Linked DNA regions of Mus musculus: region 2 is linked to region 1. A link is a loop called in an ENCODE intact Hi-C map of the cell type or tissue named here. Cell type or tissue: heart. All regions are shown on one strand. Each heading gives the region's core, and the rest is flanking DNA. Links, peaks and the distances in the headings are about the cores only. Region 1 overlaps Rgmb (repulsive guidance molecule family member B). Region 2 has its middle 50 kb from the start of Gm41534.

What was found. A loop is a pair of places that touch in the nucleus more often than their neighbours do. Peaks named below come from ENCODE experiments on the same cell type or tissue, not always from the same donor. Only the 100,000 strongest peaks of a DNase experiment are listed, where the experiment ranks them.
Region 2: a loop joins it to region 1, with 2.0 times the contacts of the local background. A loop is called at or near these places in 2 of 42 quality-filtered maps.

The regions. Positions count from the first base shown.
Region 1 is chr17:15,816,682-15,824,060 of GRCm38, forward strand. It overlaps Rgmb (repulsive guidance molecule family member B), which reads right to left. Exons shown (of 5, transcript NM_001372257.1): 4 at 3,989-4,497. Among named protein-coding and RNA genes, the nearest start is that of Rgmb, 11 kb to the right of the region's middle. In heart, for the core only: no CTCF peak of the experiment used is centred there; a DNase peak (open chromatin) is centred at 3,630.
Region 2 is chr17:16,181,662-16,189,040 of GRCm38, forward strand. No RefSeq gene overlaps it. Among named protein-coding and RNA genes, the nearest start is that of Gm41534, 50 kb to the right of the region's middle. In heart, for the core only: no CTCF peak of the experiment used is centred there; no DNase peak of the experiment used is centred there.

The DNA of each region.
Region 1 (7,379 bases), core at 1,135-6,134:
AGGCAAACCCTCCACCACTAAACTCTACTCTTGTAACTTGAATACGTGGGCACATACGAAAGGATCAAGAACTTTACTTTTTAACCACCCCACCATCTGAGACCATGCATTTACATATCCTCTCTAAGGACCTCTGTTTAAGAACAGAAACCCAAGCCATTGAATGGGTATGTTGAGTCTGAGAGTGGCAAAGAAAACGTGAAGCAAGCCAGGCGTCCCTAGGATAGGTCACCTGACTCCTCTGGGGCATGTGAGGTACAGGCCAGCCACTGCCATGTGGTTCTCTGGAACTGACAAGGTATAACTGCCTCTTCCCCAACAGGAAACCCTTTTTCTCTTTGTGCTCCTAACGTTGTCAGTTGTAGCCCCCCCCCCCCCCCCCCCATTTCACGTTCTCAGAGCCTGCATGCCTGCAGCTGCCTCTCACAGCCGAAGGTGGGGAAGATGTCTATCTGAGATGAGGTGGTGTGTGTAGGTGTGCCAGAGACTCTTGCAGCCCCGGGGTGGAGAGATGAAAAACTTGCCCTGGCTCCCCACCCTGAGCAACATATCTACCTGGCAAGCTAGTCCACTCTTACAGTCTCTTCCAGCGAGCAAGGGTATAAACAAAAACACGGAGGCCCTGAGAAAACATACTTGTGCACACCGTGAGCACCTGGAAAACATGCCCTTCTTTACCCATAGGGAGGGGAGAGCCAGTGTGTGGCAAGAGGAGTGGATGAGGAGAGATAAAGCCACATTAGACCATAGGCCTACCTGTCTTAGTTCACTCACTGCTCATACGAGAAAAAAGTGTAGTTAATAAATGTCCCCGAATACAGTGACTTCATCTTACTTTAATCTGTTTCAGTGTCCTTTGGTGACAGGTGGGAGATATGTTTGGAAGAGAGACCTCACTAAGTTCAACTTGCAGGGAGCTGGCTCAAGAAGCCGGGTTCCCAGAAGCCAGTTGTCTTAGTGACCTCACACTGGGTAAAATACCCAGGGTCTAGCATTTCTCACAGTGAGATGCATGGATGTTTCAATGTAACACTTGAGCCTCTCTCAGCTGGCCTTCCACCTGGCATAGTTACTCTTTAAGTACACTGATACAGCATGCAGGTCTTGGAAAATGCCTGAGCACACAGGGAAGGTTGAGCTCAGCTTTGTACAGTGCTGACTCACTCCACACTGGTCTGAGTAGGTCCAGCAATTCTCAGTAAGAAAATGAAGTGTACCTCCCGAAGACTGGGTTGGTACCCTACTGTTTATCGGAAGTGTTCTAGCTGATGGAATAACACCTAGTGGATTCCTATAGGACAGAATTTGGGGATGGGGTGGAAAGCAGGTGGCATCTAGATGGAAGGAGCTGGCCATCTCCCCATCCAGTCACACCTTGTCCCTAGTCTCAAAGCGTGCAATCTTTCTTTTCTTTTCCTCTCTCTGGACAACTGGATGCTTGTATCTTGTCTTGCCTGAGGCTCAAAGCAGTAGATTCAGTCAAGCTAGGACTGAAACCCAAATGACCCTTCTCTCCTTTTTGCTGCTTCTCCTCAGGTACTTGTCACAGAGATAAAAGGGAGAAGGCTGCTGTGTGCTGAGATTCACATGAAGAAAAACCTTTCTTTCTTTCTTTTTTTTAATAAAGAGAAGGCATTTTAAAACAGATTTAGAAAAGAATTCAGATTTTGCTTAGAACGTGTTTTGTAAGGCACCGAGCCTCATTGCTATTAGTTTTATTACCACTTTTTCTTTAAAGTCCTTAAAGGCAGGTTTGCTGCATAATCGCAGGCCTTCGCTGATTTCAGCAACACGTACCATACTGGCCTTGAGACAGAGCATGGAAACTGGCCCTTTGGATACAGGGGCGCCCTGGAGAACACAAATACTAAAGCCAAGCGGCCGGTGCTGGGGTGGAGGACCACAGAGCAGGGCTGAGCAGCATGGGGGCAGGGCGCTAATGCACAGCTGAGAAAGCACACATTCCAGCTGTCTTCTGGAATCCCTGTCAGAAGGGTTTCCTCCATTTTGAAAGAACAAAGAATTTGGCTCTTACCAGATCAAGAAACAGACCTTTTTTTTTTTTTTTTTAAATATTATTATTAGTTTGCTAATCTAAATTGTTCTCTGTGTGTATATGTATATATAATAAATTATTATTTAATTTGAACAAAAGTCTTCCAAATCCTCAACTATTTGAACAATGGATGACTATTGCCATGTTTGGGGTGTCTTATGACTGTTGTAATCCTAGACTCCTAGACTTTTGGCAATGGTCTAACTTACAACTTCATAATCATTTGTTTTTTAACACACACATAATATATATATATGTATATATATATACATATATATATATATATGGCTATGTATCTATCGTAAGGGATTTTGTGTGTGTGTGTGTGTGTGTGTGAGTGTGTGCCTTGAGTTCATGTGCACCATGCACATATATGTAAGTGCCTTCAGAATCTAGAAGAGACCATCAGATTAAGGATCCTGAGTCATATGGTTGTGAGCTGTCAAGCTGGTGCTGGTAACTGAACCCAGTCTTCTGCAAGAGCAGTAGCTGCTCTTAATTGCTGAGCCATCTCACCAGCCTCCTAATCATATGTCCTTATAATCCAACTTTTACCAACCCCATAGTCTGAGATCTATGAAAGAAAAGTTATTTATAAACATATAGGGCCAGAGAAAGAAAGCTTTATTTTGAGATGTAGAATGTGCTAAGGCAAGAGGCAAGCCTGACATTTTACAGGTTTGAAGTATAAACATTTTGGAGATCCCCTAAAGTCTGCTGTGCTGGGACAGTCTCTGTGCTCAAGAGCAATGCCTTCTATTTTTAGATTTGTGACACTCCTGGGTGTCTCCAGATATCTCCCGAAGTGTTGTAAAATTCCCTTCACAAAATGCCAAGTAAAATAATTTAAACTCACTTAAAAATATGCCACACATTTGGAGGCAAAGGCAGGAGTCAAATGAACAGCCACAGGACTTCAAAAGCTTGATCTTGGTCAATTATATTTAGTCTATGACAACTAAAGAGCAGATATAATAAATACAGGAAATTAAAGCAAGATGAGCTAGTCTAACTGTGGCGTTCGTGGCTGGGGAAGACAGGGAAGGAGGGAGTTTAGTGGGACACTGGGAGAAACTCCTTTGACTTTATTTACGAATGGTAAGTTACTTAGCCCTGACTGGTACTTGGAGACCCTCTCCATACTTTCTTCCACCTTGCATTGCAGGAAGATATCAGTACCTTGCAGCTGGTATCAAAGGTCTCTCCCTATACATGATCAATTTCTTCAGAATAAACAAACAAGGAGCACAGACACTGGTTCAGGGTAAGCCTAACGTAATTTTGCCAACTTTCTTCTTAGCTTCTGACTTACAGTGTTAAAAGAGGGTGTGAGATTACACAGGGCTTATACAGCACTGTTCTGCAACAGCCAATCCTTAACTTCCTTGGTTACCAAGAGGTTAGTAACTAAAGCACCATTGTGGGTTTGCCACTGGGAAGCCTGGCTTATGGCCATAACATTTACTATAGCTTCTAACTCTCCAATAAAGTACGTTTCCTGATGGGCCACTGCCCCAGGCTTCACAGCTTTCTTTATTCAGAACACCCACTTTCATCATCGGATGAATTTGAACGTGGATTTCTTCGGGAAGAGTCTCTCACACACACATGAGCTCTCACAAGACCTCAGTGGGGAGGGCACATGTTTTTCTCATTAAACAGGCCCGCCTTTTCTCCCTGGAGAACTTGATTTCACTGTTTACGTTTTATCCTTCCTATCATTGTCTAGTTAAGTTTAGACCCACATCTTACATACCAGAGAAAATCTCTCATTAAATAATTTCAAACCTTTACCAACTCTGTTAATAACTTTCCAAGAAGATATACAAATGGTTCCTCTAAACTAGGCCTTTATAACAACACATTTTATAAGTTGTCTGAAGGACCGAACAACTTGAATGGAAAGGGGGGCGGGGGAAGATGCATACTCGCCTTGTTTGTAGCAGTTGCACTGGACCCGGGGACCACAGGCACGTTCGTCACTTGAACCGAAAGGTAATTGTTGTCTATGAGTGGCCAGGCCCCTTCCACTTTGCATGTCTGGAAGTGATCCTTGAAAGTTCGAAGGTGAGGGTCTCCAAACAAGCCACAGAAAAGGTAATTGGGAGGTCTCTGGTCCCCTCCCCCATGTTCTCTGACTCCCCCGTGGCTGTGGTAGTTACAGGGGTCATGGGTCACTTCCGGATTGGTGGAAGATGTGGGTCCATCCTTGGAACAGTTCCTCTGGCTCATGAGATCACTGATGCCTAACACAGCAGAATGGTACACCAGGTTGCCTCGGCAGGCCTTTGAAGTTCGCTGGGTGCAGCCAGCATAGGCGCGAAGTGCCTTGCAAAACTCAGAGTCAAACCCATCAGCGGCAGAGTTCAGGTGTGCAGTCAGGGCCACGAAGTCTGTGGTACATTTCTGGATTCGGCATTGAGTAGGCTGTTGGCAATCACCTATGGGAAAGAAGGCAGGATCAGGCATGCAACTGGGTCATCACTTCCTGGCCAGCATGAGGAGACGCTATTCTCCCTAGGAACTGTCTTTTCTATCTCATATACTCCCATTTTAAGACACCTTCACAAACAAGGTTATATTGTGTTATTACGTCTCTCAAATGAAGCCACCAGGAGAAAAACTTGATACAGTTAACTGAAACTTTGAAGCTTGGTCTTCGGTAACTGAACAAGAGTCTAGTCTAGAAATAATCACCAGGTTAAAATTGCAAATGAAATATTGTTTCTTGTTTGCTATTTTGACAAAGAGCCTTCTGCTCCAAAGCAAAGTCAAAGATATGGGCTGTTTTGATTTTTAAAGCTGTATGAGTAATTTGCTTTAAAAAGCAGTGGAGAGATACACTCTGCTCACAGCTATGATTAAAGCCTACACACCCAAAGAAAGGCTAAAATGCTAAATTATAGTTTGTTTAAAATAGCTTTACCTGGTTTTCTATGGCTACAAGGTAAGAAAATCAAAAGAAAAAAAATCAAGTAGTAAGTCACTGTACTTTCCCCGAAGTACATTACTAATAAGCTACATCAATGCATCCAGCCACAACGCCTTAGCTCCTATAAGACCTAAGTACTTGGCTAAAAAAGTGATTCACCTGACCAAGATCCAACTTTACTTCTCTTAACATGTCTGTCACACAGATCTCAAGCAAACCACAAGCACAAGACAACTAAAAAAGTATGCCACATCAAAATTGTTTTTCAAAGTGGAATCAGAGAACTGTAGAGTCAAGAATTCCGTGTGTGTGTGTGTGTGTGTGTGTGTGTGTGTGCTTGTGAACATACACAACTCACTTTCCCTTTTAACTCGGTTAAAAGAAAAAACAGTTTAAAAAAAAAGTTAAAATGAAAACCCAAGTATAAAAAGTTCTTTATTTAAAAAAAAAATCCAAATTATCTGTCACTTGTCTCTCATAGAGCAATTCATTAAATGTCTCAAAGCACAAGAGAAAAAGACAAAACAAAACACAGTTAGTCACCTGTACCAATTGATTACATATTGTTTCCAAAAGGTCTCCTGAAGAGAAACACTGGCCTATTTCAAATTGTATAAAATGAACTGTAACATATATTTGTTACTTAAAATTCCTTCTAGGTGTTTAACTTATGGAAGGAAGGCTTAGCTTAACATCTTCACATCTTAGCAGCATCCTCTTCTAAAGAATGTGCAAGTTGTAACCGCTGCATGGTTTCCAGGCATAACAATGTCTCACATTTTGTATTGGGGGGGGGGCGCTGACGTCACCGGATTATCCACTGGTTTTGGCTAGTTGTGTGTGTGTGTTTAGTATATGTATGAGTGTTTTGCTTGCACATATGTCTGTGCACCAAACGCATGCCTGGTGCCCTCGGAGGCCAGATAGATGATGGTGTTGGATTTCCTGGAACTGGAGTTACAGATGGCTGAGCCATCATGTGGGTACTGGGAATCACACTGGGATCCTCTGGTAGAGCAGCCTCTTAACTGATAAGCCATCTCTCCAGGGCCTAGCTTTGGTTTTGTTCGGAGACAAGGCAGGTTTCATTGAATTGTAGCCCAGGCTGACTTGAACTTGCAATCTTTCTGTATCAGCTCTCAGAATGTTCGATTACAGGTGAATGCCACCATGCCCGCCCCATTAAAGTCAGTCGGTTATTTTTTAAATATGTAATTATTACAATATGTGGATACAATAAACTTCAGGATTATCAGTACTTAAAATTTCACCTGATGGAAAACATCATTTAGTAATCTCTATATTGATTTGAAAGGTGCCTGAATGTTTTTAAGTTTTAATTAAATGGTAAACTTATTTCTGCTTTAGCTGGAGAGAAGTGTGGGAGGGTAACAGTCTGTCACTGTTGTGAGAGTTCAAAGACCCAGTTGAGCCTTTCTTTTCGTGTTTACCAGAATAGACGGGGTTAAAATTATTTTACTATTTTGGAGCTATGGACTTATAACACTCACTAGACCACTTTAAAAAAAAAATCACAAAGTCATCTTCATGTGCTTGGTCCATTCAGGGCTTGTTCAGTGCAGCACTGACAGAGACAGCTCGATTTACAAGGTCCCTGTCTCGAAAACAAATGGATTTACTTTCAACTACTTCTACCGAAGAACAAAACAATCAAACCAATTCACCATCCCATAAGCCTTCAAAGGAAAAGGGCATCCAAGGTCTTGCCTTGTCCTGGTGGGATTGTATACAACTAACTTGCCTTAAGGTCAGTCACTGATAGCTGAAGAAGCAGCGGGTGACAATGAGACCACTCTTCTTTTAAAATAAGATACACAGCAAGCACAAAACCAGTAAAAGCAGGGCCAAGATCACTCCCTAAGGAACAGCTCTTGGACCTTAAATAATGACAGCACTAGAACTTTCCGCTAAACTTGTAGGGCCTATTTGTTCTTTTTATGGTCTATAAAATCTATCTGAGCACACAGTTACTTATAATTATTTCAAATAGTCATAAAATATCAAAAGTAAGGACAGCAGGGAGATACAGAAGCCCAGTGTTTAGAAGAAGAAGATGCAGCATTTATTCCCAGTGTTCTTTTGTTCCCACCTGCCCCCCCCCCCCCCATTCTCAAGCTTTCCTTTTTTTATGGTGGGTAGGTGCTGACTGCTTTGAGATCACATACAAAAACAGCTCTTTTGCTTTGGCTGAGGGGCCTAACAGTCCTTGGCTGTATGAGGATCAGAGGGAGGAGGGCTAACTGAGGAGAAAATGCTTTGAGGTCAGCATTTCCAGCTCCATCACAGGCTCCGGGATAATGACTAATTTGTAGCATACACCCAGAAATATCCCAGCTTCATGAATTTATAATGACAATGCACACTTTGCCT
Region 2 (7,379 bases), core at 1,303-6,302, 370 kb after region 1:
CATTGGTTTTGGTGCCTCAGCTGAAGAAAGCACAGTTTTTAAAGTGTGCTTTTAAATATTTATTTTTTTGAAGTATAGCCTTGCTTAATTTAGTCAGGTAGATCTTGAACTCCTGTTCTCAATTCCTGGGTCAGTCTTCTGAGCAGTTGAGGTATACACATGCACACATCTCACACTAAAGATTGTGTTCTTGATTCTAGTAGAAGGCATAAAAAATAACTCAAATATTTACCTTGCAGAATTTTCAGGAATTTATGTCTTCTGAGAGCTGATGTATATATTTTTGGAACTTGTGCCAATATTGACTCCAATATTGCATGAATACACTCAGATGAATAATTTACATGCAGGTGTGTAGAGGAATTGACACAGTGCTATCTTAACTTCCCTATTCCAAAGACTTAAGCTGGCCTTTCTTCATTATCTTGGAAGCTCTCATAGGTATACCACAAAGAAAGATCATCTGAGCATATAATAATAGTAAAATAATATTTAACTCATTGGAGGAGATAATTGAAGAATCTAAGATATGATTGAATTCCACAAATGAAAGATGGAATCTTCCTCATAATGATCTTGATATCATTATCTTTGATTTTTACTTTAATTTTTCTTGGCATGATTCAGTATACCTAATGATGTGTGCCACAGCCACTTTCTTCCAACTATACAATAACCTGGCACCATGCTCACTTTCTCCTCCATCTTCTCTCTTCTGCCCACTAGTCTTCTTCATTCTCTCAGACAACCCCACTTCTGCATTCAGGTTGCACATATGAATGTTTTTAATGTATCCATCTAGAATCTAGGATCTGCAAATGAAAGAAAACACCACGTCTGAGTTGGGTTATTTGCTTGGTATGATGTTCCATCAATTCTCCATTCTTCTTAATAGCAGAGTTAGGCAAAATTGAAAGAAATTTCTCTCTATAAATTTATTTGCTGCAATGATGACAACAGTTTTTATGATATAATGCACATTTGTCTCATCCTAGGGAATTTGTGAGATGCTTTCATGGTCTCTGGGCTGGACCAGAGAGTCTGCTCATCTCTGTGATGTGGATGGTTCAGTTCTTTGGAACTTGCTTTGAACAGAACTTGATGGTCACTTGTTTGAGCTTGGACACAATTCACAGATAATAGTTTTATTCCTAATTTCATCTCATTATTTTGGCCCCAAGTACTATAGATTATTTTTCTGTTCATTTCTTTTCCTTACAAAATATGAAATTGAAAACTTACTGATACCAATTTCTATTTCCTTAACAATTTCTCCCTGAGGTTTGTTTAGAAATCTCAAATGTGCTCCTTTTGTTGTCAGTGCATCTGTTGAAACTTCTATTCTACTCATTTAATCTTTGTTGTCCTTTTTGAACTTTTCAATTTAGGTAGAACTTTGAGTTCTAAGTAACAGCAAGGCTGAGCCTTATGTTCCAGGTGCAGGCATATCACACACATTTGTATCCATCACATTACATCTATCTATTCTTTGACTCAAGTGATACAATCTCTCTCAATATTGAGTCCAAAAATATTCTGCATGGCTTTGCAACTGACTGAGCTATATTGAAGATTTCTATCTAATTTGACATTGTAATTTACAACCTCAAATATCTCTGCTTCTTCAAAAGAAATAATTTATATCTTTGAAGCTGAAGGACATGTTTTTACCTATGCCTGTCTTTATGTTTCATCCATTTCCCCTTTCTTTTCTTGCTACCGATGTTAGGGTTCAGCCATCTCCGTTTTAAATTTGGGTTTTTTTTGACAGGGAAAGTTAATTCATATTCTTTATAGTTTGTGGGCTACCATCAAGGCTAAAATACCTTCTATATTGCACACATCACCAAATTGAAATAATAGATCTCTAGATTAAAGTTTTAAATAGGATTTTAAATAACAAGAAGACAAGGTATCCTGGACTTTTTGTTTTAGGAAACACTGTGAGACAAGTTCAAGAAGAGTTAATTGTGGAAAAAAATGAGTTAAACATTTGACTGATACTGCTTTGCAAAACTTTCATTCACAAAATATTTTCTCTGCTGCTGTGCTTCTGGTGGTGTTTACATAAAAACACTGTCTTTGGCAAAAACCAAACCAAACAACAACAACAAAAACAAAAACAAAAACTTAATCAGATCCTGTGAGCATCTGTGAAAGAAAGGATGGAGTCATGCCTACATCATACTGAGCCTCATACATTCTCGTACTTAGTTTTACATATGTGTAAAGAATACCAGGATCAAGTATAATGATCTTCTTTTGAATGTTACTTTTAAGGCTTGAGAAATTGTGCTTTGGAATGATAACTCCAGCATAGATTCAGTAAAGTCACTTTAAAATCAGCTATAAGAACATCCCCAAGAAAATCTAGTTGAGTGTGTGAGTGGTAGGAGAAGGAGGAAGAACAGTAAGATGATAAACGTAAGCACTAGCACTTTAAAATTCAGAACTAACTACTGATGCTAGGTATCAAACTAGAGAAAGGTCAGTGAGATTATTTGTAGCAAGTTCACAATTAACCAAATTACCAAGTGAGACAAATTTTTACAATTCAAGAAGTTCTTAACTTTTTATAATCTTCATTTATTTTGCTATTTTATGGTAGAAAAAAATCTTTTTTTTTTGTTTTGTTTTGTTTTGTTTTTTTTTGAGACAGGGTTTCTCTGTGTAGCCCTGGCTGTCCTGGATCTCACGTTGTAGACAGGCTGGCCTTGAACTCAGAAATCCACCTGCCTCAGCTTCCCAAATTCTGGGATTAAAGGCGTGCGCCACCATGCCCGGCTGCCAGAAAAAAATCTTAGGGAGGAGGAATCCTTACTTTTAGAAGTGGTAGAAGGTAGTAGCAAGACTCACTATAGGAAACTTTTTGATAGGACTTTAAAGGACTTTTTTAAATGGGAAGTATAAATTAAAGTAGATGTCCATGACTTGCTCTGGAAACCACCAGGAGCCAAATCCAATGGGATTTAGTTATATGTAAGATAACAATAATAAAATCTTGTATTCTGTTTGATATCAAAGCAGTGTCTCACTGGAGAAGTAGATTTTGGACACAGATATATGCCTATGTATTGTTGCTAGCAATAAAAAGATTCTGAAGATTTGAAAGTGGCATCTCTGCTTCTTTTGTTGCCTGAGTTATATTTAACTATTATTCAATATAAAATTAGTAGAAAGCTATATTTGTCAGCTAATATAGAACTTCAGCAGGATGAGGGAGAAGGTATGTCAATGGTGTACTGTTACAACATTGCAAGACCTGATGTAGGTTTCCATCAGCATATACTTAAGTAAAAATGTGCCACATGACACTCACATAATGTTTCCATGTCCTATCAAATATTTGAATCTTGGTGCTTTACTTTTAATTGTTGTTTTCATGGTGATTTATTTTAAACAGTAATCCTGTGAAAGTATGAAAATCATAATCATCATAATAGCAACTGACTTTTATTTGTTGCTACTTGTGCCAAGTACTTAAAGAGAAGTCCAAACTTTGACCCTCCAGCATGTGGTCTTGTAAAGTTCATTCTTAAGGACGGTGTGACCAAGTTATGAAAAACCATCAACTAAAAATCTTAAATTAGCTTAAGGAGGGTACCTGCAGCTTCTGAGCCCCAAGTTGAATATGCTCCAGCCTACATAGTAGTATACAATTTGACCCTACAGGAATCTTCTGAATTGGGTGTACTTGGAAATTTATTTTACTTGTAAGGAAACAAACTCTACAAGGTTGAGGAAGCTAGTTATACTGTAGGTACTAATGGATTTTATCCCATTTACACTTTCAGTATGTGTGTATATGTACTATATATATTTTATTAACATTATCCTTTCACTTGTTCAAATAGCTAGTTTATAAGAACAATTAGTAAACCATCTATTAAAAATTAATACCCAACAAACCCCATGGGAGAAATAAAAGATCCCAACAAAGCTGATGGGAGAAAAGACTATCTTTATGTACTTCATTACAACCAAAAGCATATATATTCGTAGGATTAACACTTTCACATTTATAACTAAAATATAGTGCTTTGATGGGGAAAAACATTAGTGGAGAGATTGATTTGTGCTAGATGACTCAGTGGATTTTCAAATACAGTATGCATCATTGTCCAAAGGCTTCCATAGATGACGCCGCAAAATTACGTGCTTTGCCAATGCTATCAGCTACCTTCAACAATATGATGGAAAGGCCCTCTTGCTAAGATTCTGCTTATTGTGCATTAAGGATGGAGAAATTGAGCTGGTACCCAACTAAAAGCTTCATTTACTGACAGGCATTCACAGTGCTGGAAAGTATTATCAACAATATTAGAAGAGAAATAATGTCATCAATTCACCCAGCTATGAAATCTGAGACCTAAAACAGCCATCTGCCTGTGAGATGTACTGGTATTATAGTGGCATAAATGCTATGGGGTAACTACTTTCTGATTAAGACCTGTGAGATATATATTCTCATTTTATAAGATATTATATATTCTATGAGATATATAACACTACATGAATGAAGCTAAGAGCACAGACCAGATAAGTCATGGTCCCTAGGGGAAGACCTACTATTACAATTCTGCTAAACTAACACAGCGATGAGATGACTCCTGCTGGCATATCCTTGAATCTACAGATAAATGCATTGCTCAACCTTCATCAGAGAATCTTCTTAGAGAAGATGGTAATGAACCCAGAGACTCACAACTGGACAATGTGAAAACAGTGAAAAATCTTTGAGCACTTAGCCCTAAATGGAATGTTTTATCAAATCCCTCCCCTTATATCGCTAAGAAAATGATATGGAAGAGGAGGCAGAAAGATTGTAAGATCTAGAGGTGGTATTTGACTCCAAGGAAACAGGCAGGGCTAATGCTTACATGACGTCACAGATAATATGACAACATGTGTGAGACCTGTACAAATTCAAGGCACAAAATCTAGGCATGGAGATAGGAAAGTGAGCTCAAAGTTACACTCCTTACCAAGAAGCTATTTGCAATCGGTTTTCATTTGGAAAGGCAAAATCTTTTAAATGTGTGTGTGTGTGTGTGTGTGCGTGCTTGTGCTTTGTTGTTAAAGTTTGATATTTTTGTCTTTTTTGTTTTTGTTTTTTTATTTTTTTGAGACAGAGAAAGAACATGAAGTTGAGTGTAGGGAGTTGGGAAGGATCTGAGAGGACTTGGAGAAATAGAAAGGATGTAACTAAAATATATTCTATGAAAAAATTTTAAAATAACTTTAAAATATGATTAAAAAACCCAAATTAGAAACTACTTAAAGCTTCCAGTAAATGATTATAGAATTATAGGTGAGAATGATAGGTAGAAATTGAAATGTTTTCCAAGATAAATTGTTCAGACAATAGAAGGCTTATTAAATAATAACATGTATATTAGATATCCAAGCATAGGGAAAGGGAGGGGAAGAACACAAATGTGTGGGAAATAAACTGGAAAATTATGCTGAAGATAAATTCTAAGTAGATTGTTTAAACTTTAGGGTTAACTGCCTGAGAATTACGGATATTAAAAAGATTTTTACTGGCATGCACTTAAAGAAGACAGAGGTCACTAAACTTGAATGGTGTTTTGTAGAAGCATAAAGAATGAAGGTTCATCTGATAATAGGAGATGCTATGCTATGCTGGTATTTGGCTTTGGTCTAGCGAGACTGCAGACATGTCCACTCTCTCGTGCCTTCTCTGACTTTCAGCCATGTAATAACTTCCTAACCTCAGTACAGGAAGGATAGATGATTAATTTGTTATCTAAATTTCCTCTCTTTCCAACATTTGCTAATTTTATTCAAGACGTAGGATAATTTATACCATCATATAATATAAAGTTTTTGAATTGCATACAATGGAACATCCTTCTTTATTTACATTTCCTTTTTAACATTTTAATAGAACATTGCCATTCTAACTTGTGGCATTTTGAATGACTTTTATACAATGGAAATTATAATGTGCCTAGCATAGTTCAAAAAGAGAAAGATGAATATGAAGGGCCTTTAAAAATGAATGAAGCAAGAAGCAAGACCTTTTCCCTTAGATTTTGAAAGATTTTATTTAAAAGGATGAATTAGATGATTTGGAGTCCTTTTAAAAATTTGGTTTCCATGGACCTGTGATTCATATACAGAAAAAAATGTTTTCTTCTGAATGATTTTTTTCAATCATTGTCCTCTCTACTGCCAAAAATAATATTCCTCTAAATATAAAAATATCTGAAGTAGACATTTTGGTTTTCTAAACTATTAGTGATATACGCCACCCCAACACTACAGTTTGAGAAGGTACATGGTTCAAAGTTGATAGAGATACATTTTTGTTCAGTCCCTAATCAGTTTATTTACAAATCCAGAAATCTGTGACATTCTATTAAAAGCATAATTCTAAACATTTTTAAAAAAATTATAGAAAAGCTCCTTTGAGCAAATCCCAATAGGTTCGAATGATAATGAATTAAGTTATATTTACTTTTTTATTGGATATTTTCTTTATTTACATTTCAGATGTTATCTCCTTTCCAGGTTTCCCCCAGAAACAACCTATCATATCCCCCTCCCACTGCTTCTATGAAGGTTTTCCCCCTACCTACCCTCCCACTCCTGCCTCCCTACCCTTACATTTCCAACACTGGGGCATTGAGCCTTCACAGGACTAAGTGCCCCTCCTCCCATTGATGACCAACAAGGCCATCCTCTGCTAAATATGCAGCTGGAGCCATGGGTCCCACCATGTATACTCTTTGGTGGGTGGTTTAGTCCCTGGGAGCTCTGATGGGGGCCTCTGGTTGGTTGATATTGTTGTTCTTCCTATGGGGTTGCAAACCCCTTCATCTCCTTGGGTCCTTTCTCCACCTTCTCCATTGGGGACCCTGTGCTCAGTTGGCTGAGAGCATCCACCTCTCTATTTGTCAGGCACTGGCAGAGTCTCTCAGTAGACAGCTATATCAGGCTCATATCAGCATGCACATCTTGGTATCCACAATAGTGTCTGCATTTGGAGACTGTATATGGGATGGATTCCCAGTTGGAGCAGTCTCTAGATGGCCTTCCCTTCAGTCTCTGCTCCACACTTTTTCTCTATATTTGCTCCCATGAGTATTTGTTCCCCCTTTTAAGAAGGACTGAAGTATCCACACTTTGGTCTTCCTTGTTCTTGAGCTTCATGTGGTCTGTGAATTGTATCTTGGGTATTCCAAACTTTTAGGCTAATATCCACTTATCAGTGAGTGCATACCATGTGTGTTCTTTTATGATTGGGTTACCTCACTCAGGATTATACTTTCTAGTTCCATCCATTTCCCTAAGAATTTCATGAATTCATTGTTTTTAGTAGCTGAGTACTCCATTTTGTAATTGTACCACAT